2 separate regions of the Homo sapiens genome follow, and region 2 is linked to region 1. A link is a loop called in an ENCODE intact Hi-C map of the cell type or tissue named here. Cell type or tissue: psoas muscle. All regions are shown on one strand. Each heading gives the region's core, and the rest is flanking DNA. Links, peaks and the distances in the headings are about the cores only.

Region 1 (4,394 bases), core at 299-4,298:
CAGGAATGCTTCTCCTACCACCCATCAATGTATTCTAGAGATCCCAGAGGGGCAGATTTTTTACCAAGGTCAGTTTCATCTGCGCAGAAAGTAAGAATGTCTCACATTTTCCTTACACACCTACTCTATATCTGTCAAGTCAGTATTATAAATTTTTTTCATTTGTCTATTCAACAAATATTTATTGAGCACTACTGCTTGTTATAATGGTAAAAAAAAATTTTTGAAAAAGACCAACAAGCCTGTTTTGACAAAGCTTATGACCTCTGGTTCTATGATTGTTGTCATTATTTTTATTATAGGCTATTGAAGCCAAGAAGAATTCACATTTCACCCAGGTCTTTCCCCAAGAATCTGTAGTTGCCTCAGATTATCTCCCACCCTGGGCCTGATCTGCTCAGAACCTATTAGTTGGAAGAAAGCATCGTGCAACATCCTATTGTTTGTCACTGTATAGAGGAGCTTTTTCCACAACGTATCCAGTGCTCTGTCCCGGGGTTATGAGTTGCCTTTCTGTTCTCTGCTTAGCCTGGGACTCTAAAAGGACGTAGAGGGAAAAAGCCAAATGCACTCACTTAAAATGAAAACAAAAGTGCCAATGTCCTTCAAGAGGTCAGAATACCCTTGCTGTAACTTTTAAAGGCCCCTTCCCCTTATATTCTTCCATGACCACCACAGGATGGAACGGCTTTTTCCTACAGGGTCCTAAGATTGTTCCACAGTGGGAGCTTCGAGCTTGAGCCAATGCTGAGCCTGCTTCTGGCTTCAGTTTATCTGGGAATGCCTGGTAACTCTGAGTGGCAACCTGCAAGAGCACTTCTCCATGAGGGTATTAGAAGTCGCCTGGGAAAGAATAGCAGGGGAATTGATAAGAGCTGTTGCAGAAGTCCAGTTTAAGGGAGAGACATCTACAGTATCTGACACTGCTCCTTAGCTCAACTTCCATTCCCTTTCCTTCTCATTCCTATGGTGGCGCCTCTGTAATCATTGTTACCTATTGGGCTTCCTACCATCTATTTTTTTTACCTTGTGGTCAATGTCATGAAATGGCATCCCGCTATCCACTTTATCTCAGAACACTTTATACTGCCATTTTGTGATTATAGTCAGAATTTTGGAATTTTTCACTTTCTTGCATTTATTATTCATTCAAACAGTATTTGTTGAGCATCTACTAACATGCTAGGCATTCTTTTAGGCACTTGGAGTTTACATTCATAGATATAGGAGTAACAGAAAATAAACAGATAAACATAGGTACAGAAATGTCAATGAAGGGCAAGGGATAGAGAGTGATGGGGTGGGGATCAGGGTTACAGAGAGGCTAGGGGAGGCTCTCTGAGAAAGGAAGGCACAGAAACTTGAATGGAGTGAGGAATGAGGTATGCAAAATCTGAGGAGGAAACATTTCACATGGAAAGAGCAAAGACGCTGAGGTGGGAATGTGCAAATGTGCAAAGACCCTGAGGTGGGAACCATGTGTGCATGGTTTAGGGCCAGGGTGGCCGGAGCAAAGTGAGTCCAGGGACACATTATGAAATGAGGCCAGAGACATAGGCAGAATACAAATCACATCACATCACATGAGCCACAGTAGGATCTGGATCTTATTTTGGGTTTTTCCCCAGCCACTGTGCACCACTCAAGGGCAGGGGTGAAGGAGCAGACTTGGGCTTAACCAGCATTGACTTTTTGCCACATGTGTAAAGGTAGGGTGAGGTTAATGGAATTAAGGATGTGCCTAGGCCTCAGGGTTGAGCACAGGCCCTCACTTCTTCTGCCCTTATGGTGAGTCCCCTCAGGACCTCCTTTCTCTCATGTCCGGGAACCTCAATTCAAGGCCATTGCAACCTGTCAGAGAAGTTCTAATACCATTGAACTTCAAAAGAGAAGGGGTTGGTCTAGGTCTCTTTTCCCAAGAAGCTCCTCAGCCCTTTGTGCACTCACCTCTTCCCCAGGAACCAGCTCTGCCCACCACAGAGAATAGGTAAAGGTCACAAGGACTGAGTTATCCCCAAGCCCCCAGGCAAAAGGGGGCCCCTCATGAGGAATTGCCCCTGAATAAACAAGAGCAGCTCCACGTATTCTGTCTCAGTCCCGCCCGCACTGGCCGAGACTTTGAAATGGTCTAGAGGCCCTGCATTAGCAGGTAGAAGTATGAGCTAGTAAAAAAAAGATGCCCCATTTGTTCCCCTATCTGATAGAAGCCATGGATACTTGGGTTGCACTCTTCATTTTAATAGTATTCAACAAAACAAACCAGCCGCTCTGCAATTTCATCAGATGACTTAGTCCTTGGCTTAAGGATATCGCCGTGCATGTGCAGAGAACAGTCAGAAGAACTGGTGCAAAGGAAGCTAAGGCTTGGCTTTGGCAGAGGAGATGAAACAGATGTGGCAATCATGACACTACCAAGTAAAGCATTGGTGGCATGTGTATGATTGATAGGCTGGTCCCTAGAAAAAGCAACTGCATACAAGGTTGGCTCCAGTGCCCTGGCTCATAGCTCTGCATCCCCAGCCAGACAGCTGGTGTGTGGGCTCAGGCCTCCCTTCCCTGTGAGGGCTTTACCTGCCCTGCCTTCCCTGCTGTGTCCCTCAGCTCCCCTCCTCAGCCCCAATCAAAACCAATTTCCACTTCTTCTGAGCACTCATTGGAGACTAATGCTAACCTGATAAATTAATTCAAGCTAATGCAAATTATGGTTTAATATGTTACCCTTCCCAGACAACATTTACATTTTTAAAAGGAGCTTCAGTTCCTTAAATCTAAATGAATGGATATCGTGGGAATGTCAAGCCTTGTGGCAGGCAGTTATGGAGACTACGGGAAACAGTAGTAGCACCTCTCTGGGCCCCTCTGAGGTCAGATGAGAAAGGTTCCATCTGCTCATTGTGATTATCAGGTATCTATGGGCCAAGAGACACCAATGTCAAACTTTTCTCTGAAACCAGAAGATTTCTATTTTGAGAAAACATGCTTTTAATGTACTTGGCTATTGCCTATATGACTCTAATATATGCAGATGAGATACTTCTGTGCAATCAAAGTAAATCTATGATAGTGGTTTGCTTAATTTCCCCTTCTGCACCAGGAAATATGAGTTCCTGGAGGACAGAAAAAGACAGAAGAGGAGGCATCCACCCATCATCAGCCCAGGAGTCCTCTGACTGGGACTATTCTTTAGCCAGTGGAAACAGCAGCCTGCTGCCGAGGCTGCTCCAGGGCCTTCTGTGTAGGTCTGGGTGGCAGGCAGGAAGGTATCAGGTGAGGTCTGCTCCAGCTGCCTCTACTTCTGGGAGAAGCAGAAGGGAGACCCAGGCTCCCTGAGGACCTGGCTATAGAAAGCAATTCTGTACCACATAACCCCCACCTCGCCAGTGTTTTCTGGGGTTATGTGAGCCTGTGCATCAGTGATATGGTTTGGCTATGTCCCCACCCAAATCTCATCTTGAATTGAAGCTCCCATAATTCCCATGTGTTGTGGGAGGAACTCGGTGGGAGATAGTTGAATCGTGGGGGTTGTTTCCCCCATACTGTTCTCATGGCAGTGAATAACTCTCACGAGAGCTGATCGTTTTATAAGGGGAAACCCCTTTTGCTTGGCTCTCATTCTCTCTTTGCCGCTGTGATGTAAGATGTGTGTTTCACCTTCCGCCATGATGTGAGGCCTCCCCAGCCCCATGGAACTGTGAGTCCATTAAACTGCTTTTTCTTTGTAAGTTACCCAGACTCAGATATGTCTTTATCAACAGCGTGAAAATGGACTAATACAATCAGGGAATTAACCTTGGTGATGTCAACGTTTGTCGTAAGGATCCCAAAGCCTGAGGCAAAGACGGTAGACACAAACAATAGCTCCCCTGCACCCCCACTTCTCTCAGCTTTCCTTGGTGTGTGAATGAGACAAAACCTACCCTTCCGTTTTTCCAGGCACTAACTGCCTGCCCACACATCCCAAAATGGAGAGAGGCTAACCCCACTGCTCCAGAGAAAGCAGATGTCAGGGCAAAGAGGATTACTGCCCAAGACAGCCTACAGACCCTGACAGAGACCCAAATACACTTACCCTTTGAGAAGCAGGCCAGGGGTTGGTCACAATGACAGTGTCCTCCAAGGCTCACAGTGACTTCTGTGGCCTCCATACACTCTCACCCATTCATTCATCTGTTCATGCAGTTATCCACTACTCCTTAGCTAGAAGAAACTGCAGGCAGCCCTGCTCCAGGACACAACCGAGGACTTCCAAGAGGAGTGGGACACATCCATCCCCCAACTGGACATATTCCGTGTGACCCTTGAGTCAAGGCATTGGTAGTACTGTGAGGAATGTGTTTGTCTTTGGGGTAAACACAAAGCCCAGCATCTCCCTACAAGGAGAAAGCAAAGAGCTG
Region 2 (4,394 bases), core at 183-4,182, 69 kb before region 1:
ATACACCAAGTAACCAATGGAAACCTATAGAGGGTTTTTAAACCCCCAAAAAATCCATAACGGGGCCCTTGAGCCCCTATGCTCAGGCCCACTCCCACCCTGAGGAGCATACTTTCATTTTCAATAAATCTCTGCTTTTGTTGCTTCATTCTTTCCTTGCTTTGTGTGTTTTGCCCAATTCTTTGTTCAAGATGCCAAGAACCTGGACACCCTCCACTGGTAACAAAATGTTAGTGTGGATTTGTTGGGATTAGACCAAGGAAAGCATCCTTTTTTTAGTTCCGGCTTAGCCTCAGCCAACCAAACAGCTGTGTCTCAAGCTAATTTGATCCTCTCTTTCATTCCTTTGGAACCACACCCCCATTGACTTCCACACTGAGTGCAGAAGAAAGCAGGACAGAAGAGGATGCACCAGAATGAGGCATGAACTTGTGAAAAAGTCATCATTAATAATAAAGTATGCACAGCATTTTGCTAACTCTCTGCACAAATCGATAGTCTCAACGTCTTCCCAGCCTGCTGAATTTTCCTAACTCCTTCCAGGCTGCAGATGTGGGCAAACTGCCATACTGTAAACCTTCTCTCTCCTCTGGGTCTCATTTGCTCTCTGACCAGAACCTAGTAAGGCCTTATCCCAACTGAGAAGGGCTAGCTGATGACTGTCACTTGGAATTTGCTAAATCAGATGGTTTTTTAAAAAAATTGCATTGAGTTCCTTTGGTCTGTGATAATGCAAGAAAGCACGAATCAAGAGTTTCTATTCCCATGTTCTAAGTAGCTGGAGCTGGGTAGCAGTTGTCAGTGTCTGCTGGGTGTGCAGAGCTGTGTAAGCCCCTGCAGAGAGAGAGACAGAAAAGATCCAAATGTCATGTGAGGACTGGGTGAGGAACCCAGACTACTAGCTCCCTCTCCAATGCTCTTTACCAGATTGCTCATCACTTCCAATTGTGGTCGGCAACAGTTGCAGGGCTCCTCTCTGTCACACTCCTCCCAGTAGGGAAAGGCCCTGAGCGTTCTGCTGTGCATCCCCTCGGAGCCTCCAGCCAGCTCCAGACGCTTCACCAATCTTTGCTGCTTTCACCCACTTTCTCCCCTACCAACATTCACTCTGATTTGAGGGCTCCTGAAAGTCAAGACAGGATACAGAGGGTGTGGCTCTGCCCTCCAGGTATTCCAAATTACTTGGGTAACCATCGTTACATCTTTAGGAGTGTGAAGTTTAGTTATGAATTCATCCACACATACCTGCCCACTTTATCCCCTTCTCTTCTCCCGGGCTCCTGAGACTTAAACAAAGCTCTCTGTTCCTAGGACAGGTGACTTGGCAGAAACACACACCCTGTGAGTTCTTTTGAGGAAGGCAATGGAGAGTAAGATGGTATTAGTCAGTGTTCTACAGAGAAACAGACCAATAGGGTATAGATATAGAGAGAGATTTATTTTAAGGAATTGACTCACACAATTCAGGTGGCTATAAAGTCCAAAGTTGTAGGACTTGTTAGCAGCCTGAAGACATAGATAAAAGCTGATGTTGCAGCCTGAGGCTGAATTCCTCCAGGCAGCAGCAGGTTGGAACCTCAGGAAGGGTTTCTGTGTTGCAATCTTAAGACCAAATTGCTTCCTCTTCCAGAAGCCTCAGTCTTTGCTCTTAAGGCCTGTCAGCTGATGAGATGACACCCACCCACATTGTGGAAGATAATCTGCTTTATTCAAAGTCTGCTGATTTAAATGTTACTCACATCTGAAAACTTCCCTCACAGCAATATCTAGACTGGTGTTTGACTATACAACTGAGCTTAGTCAAGTTGACACATAAAATTGACCATCACAAAAGTGTTCTCACTTCAGAGGCCCTCTGCCCTCTAGCCCTTATAGTGGAGTAAAATGGATTTCTCCACCCTAGAATTTGGAAGAAGGGGTTTAGAAACAATACCCTTAATTATCATGAAATAAAAAGGAGCTTTGCCATGTAATGCAAAACAGGAGGAAGAAAATTTTCACAAGAAATAAAGATGAAATTAAGTTGCTAAGAAGAATATAATTTCCCAAGTGAAGGTTGTGGAAGGAAGTTAATCCCTATTGTAGGGAGACGTGTTTAACTTAGAAGACATTAGCAGGGAAGAACAAGCCATTATTCAAAATGGACCTTCTTCTCCCAACACTGCCACCACAACCACGTTACTCCCATTCGTGGGCCCAGAATTCACCCTTCCTTCCCCATCTACCTGTGGAACCAGTAGCTACTGAGGCCAGGGTCCATCCTTCCCATACAGAGCCAGTAGACAGCAGACCAAAGGGAAAAGCTACTAACCTGCAGTGTACACTGTGTGGACTCACTTAGAATCCCAGACTTGGCATCAACATTATTTTAAGCTGAAGATATTTGAGATTCAACAGATAGAGAAAGATGACTTCTCAGAGCTTCCCTTATCTGACTCAACAGAGATACTTCTGAGAAATGAGAACTGCCATAAATTCCCTCTTTGGGGCAAGTCTATTCCCAGGAGAGAAACCAAGAATAAATCTACCATAAATCTCCTCTCCGGGGGAGTTGTATGGCCATAAAGAAGACAGAGAGACCACCACACCTGCATAAACATTATCTTAAACTTTACCTCTTATTTGTTCTCCTAAAAACCCATTTGTCTTTCCTAAAGAAACCTATTTGTCCTTCCCATAGAAGCCTTTGCTCTCCCTACCTTTTCTCCTAAATTAGGTATATAAGCTCCAAATTCTAACCATCCCTTTGAGTTACACATCACTGAGTACACTGTGTCCATGTGTACACATTTTGTGTGCATAAATAAGCTCTTTCTTTTCTCTTGCTGATCTGTCTTTTGTCAGTTTAATTTGCCCATCCCCAGGTACAGGACATAAGAGTGTATAGAAAAAGCTTTTCCTCCCCTACAATACCAAGACTGAAACCTACCCAAAGAAAAGGAAGCACTAAATGAACATGGGCTTTGCTCTTTCTTTAGGAACAGGTAATGTCTAGGGAGAAAAATAACTGGAAGCAGTACATCAGAGGAAGAAAGGATTAAAAGAAAATAGGGAGGAAAGGAGTAACATTGTGGTCAAGGCTGGAAATCCACCGAAGGCCCAGCAGTGTCGGTGTGGAAGATCCCAGAGAGCTTGGCAGCAAGGCTTTGCTCTAAGTGTGGAAATGAGGGAGGTAGACAATTGACCAGGGTAATAACACTTGATTCCTGAGTAAAAATCTTCTTAATCCGTCTTACTGATCCAGTAGATATACCCTTTGGGAAAAATAGGTGAGGAAATACTTGCAACAGGCAGGAGAGAGAGGATGCCCTCCTTCCCAGCAGAATGGCAGCTCCACTGGTCAGAGAAGCAGCAGCCTGTACCAAATAGCTCAGCTGAAGAAACAGTAAAGCTTATTGCCCAACCTTTTCCTCCACAGAGGTAGGGGCCAGACGCAGATATTGAAGGACAGAGACAAATGGAGACCACCATATGGGTTACAATCTAACTAGCCAACGGCAGTGACCAAGAGAATTTTGTATCAGTCGGGATTCTAACAGAAAACACATAGCACACTCAAATTAGGACTACTTGAGGAGGCTTTAATGAAAGACTGTTTACAGAAATGTAGGCAGGGCACGGGGGGAAAGGGAGAATGCATTAATCCAGAGGAATAAAGGAAGGGGCAGTGACCAGAACCCAAAAGAAATAAGCTTGCAGAGAGGGCTTCCTTGAGAGGCGCAGTGATCAAGGAAGACCACCAGCCCAAGGCAAGTCTGCGGGAAAGAGGCCAGGGGAATAAATGCCCTGACCCTACATGTCCCTTTTCCTCCAGTTGACCACCTGCACTCCTCCTTGGCCAACCTCGACAGAAATCTAGAATTCAAGGAACCATTGCTGTGATCCATCAAGTCAGCCCCAGGAAAGAGAGCAGAGCTGAGAGGGCTGGAGAGAGAATCTGGAGGAGCAAACGGAAAATACCTGACTGGGTACCAACATCCAGGAGAGGATCCCTGTGTGTCAAGGATCCTCAGAGGGACAACTAATGCATAACAACAGATAATGGGTCCACACTCCTTTCTGCCTCCTCCTGATCGCAAAACCCACTACACACATGTAAATGCACCACACACACACATGCCCACTACACACAGATATATATATATAGATACACATCCACACACATAGGGATACACATACATAGGGATACACATACACACATACATACATGCACACATTGCACATGTGCACAATGCAACATACATGCATGTACACATATAAGCACACATACATATGTGAACACATGCACACACACATACCCACACTTAATCATAGTCTGCACATGGTATCACTGCACACTGCTCAGGCTCCTCCAGATCAGTCAGAAATTATAGGAGATAAAACCAACAGAATTT

Evidence for each region. A loop is a pair of places that touch in the nucleus more often than their neighbours do. Peaks named below come from ENCODE experiments on the same cell type or tissue, not always from the same donor. Only the 100,000 strongest peaks of a DNase experiment are listed, where the experiment ranks them.
Region 2: it touches region 1 in a loop (2.2-fold over the local background); 1 of 110 quality-filtered maps calls a loop at or near these places.

The regions. Positions count from the first base shown.
Region 1 is chr11:112,465,963-112,470,356 of GRCh38, reverse strand. LOC107984389 (a long non-coding RNA gene) reads right to left here. Exons shown (of 3, transcript XR_001748387.1): 1 at 4,070-4,394. Among named protein-coding and RNA genes, the nearest start is that of LINC02763, 14 kb to the left of the region's middle. In psoas muscle, for the core only: no CTCF peak of the experiment used is centred there; a DNase peak (open chromatin) is centred at 2,516; H3K27ac peaks cover 393 bases.
Region 2 is chr11:112,535,273-112,539,666 of GRCh38, reverse strand. All of the region lies in intron 2 of LINC02763 (long intergenic non-protein coding RNA 2763), which reads right to left. LINC02764 (long intergenic non-protein coding RNA 2764) reads left to right here. Exons shown (of 4, transcript NR_104155.1): 4 at 3,815-4,394. Among named protein-coding and RNA genes, the nearest start is that of LINC02764, 18 kb to the left of the region's middle. In psoas muscle, for the core only: no CTCF peak of the experiment used is centred there; no DNase peak of the experiment used is centred there.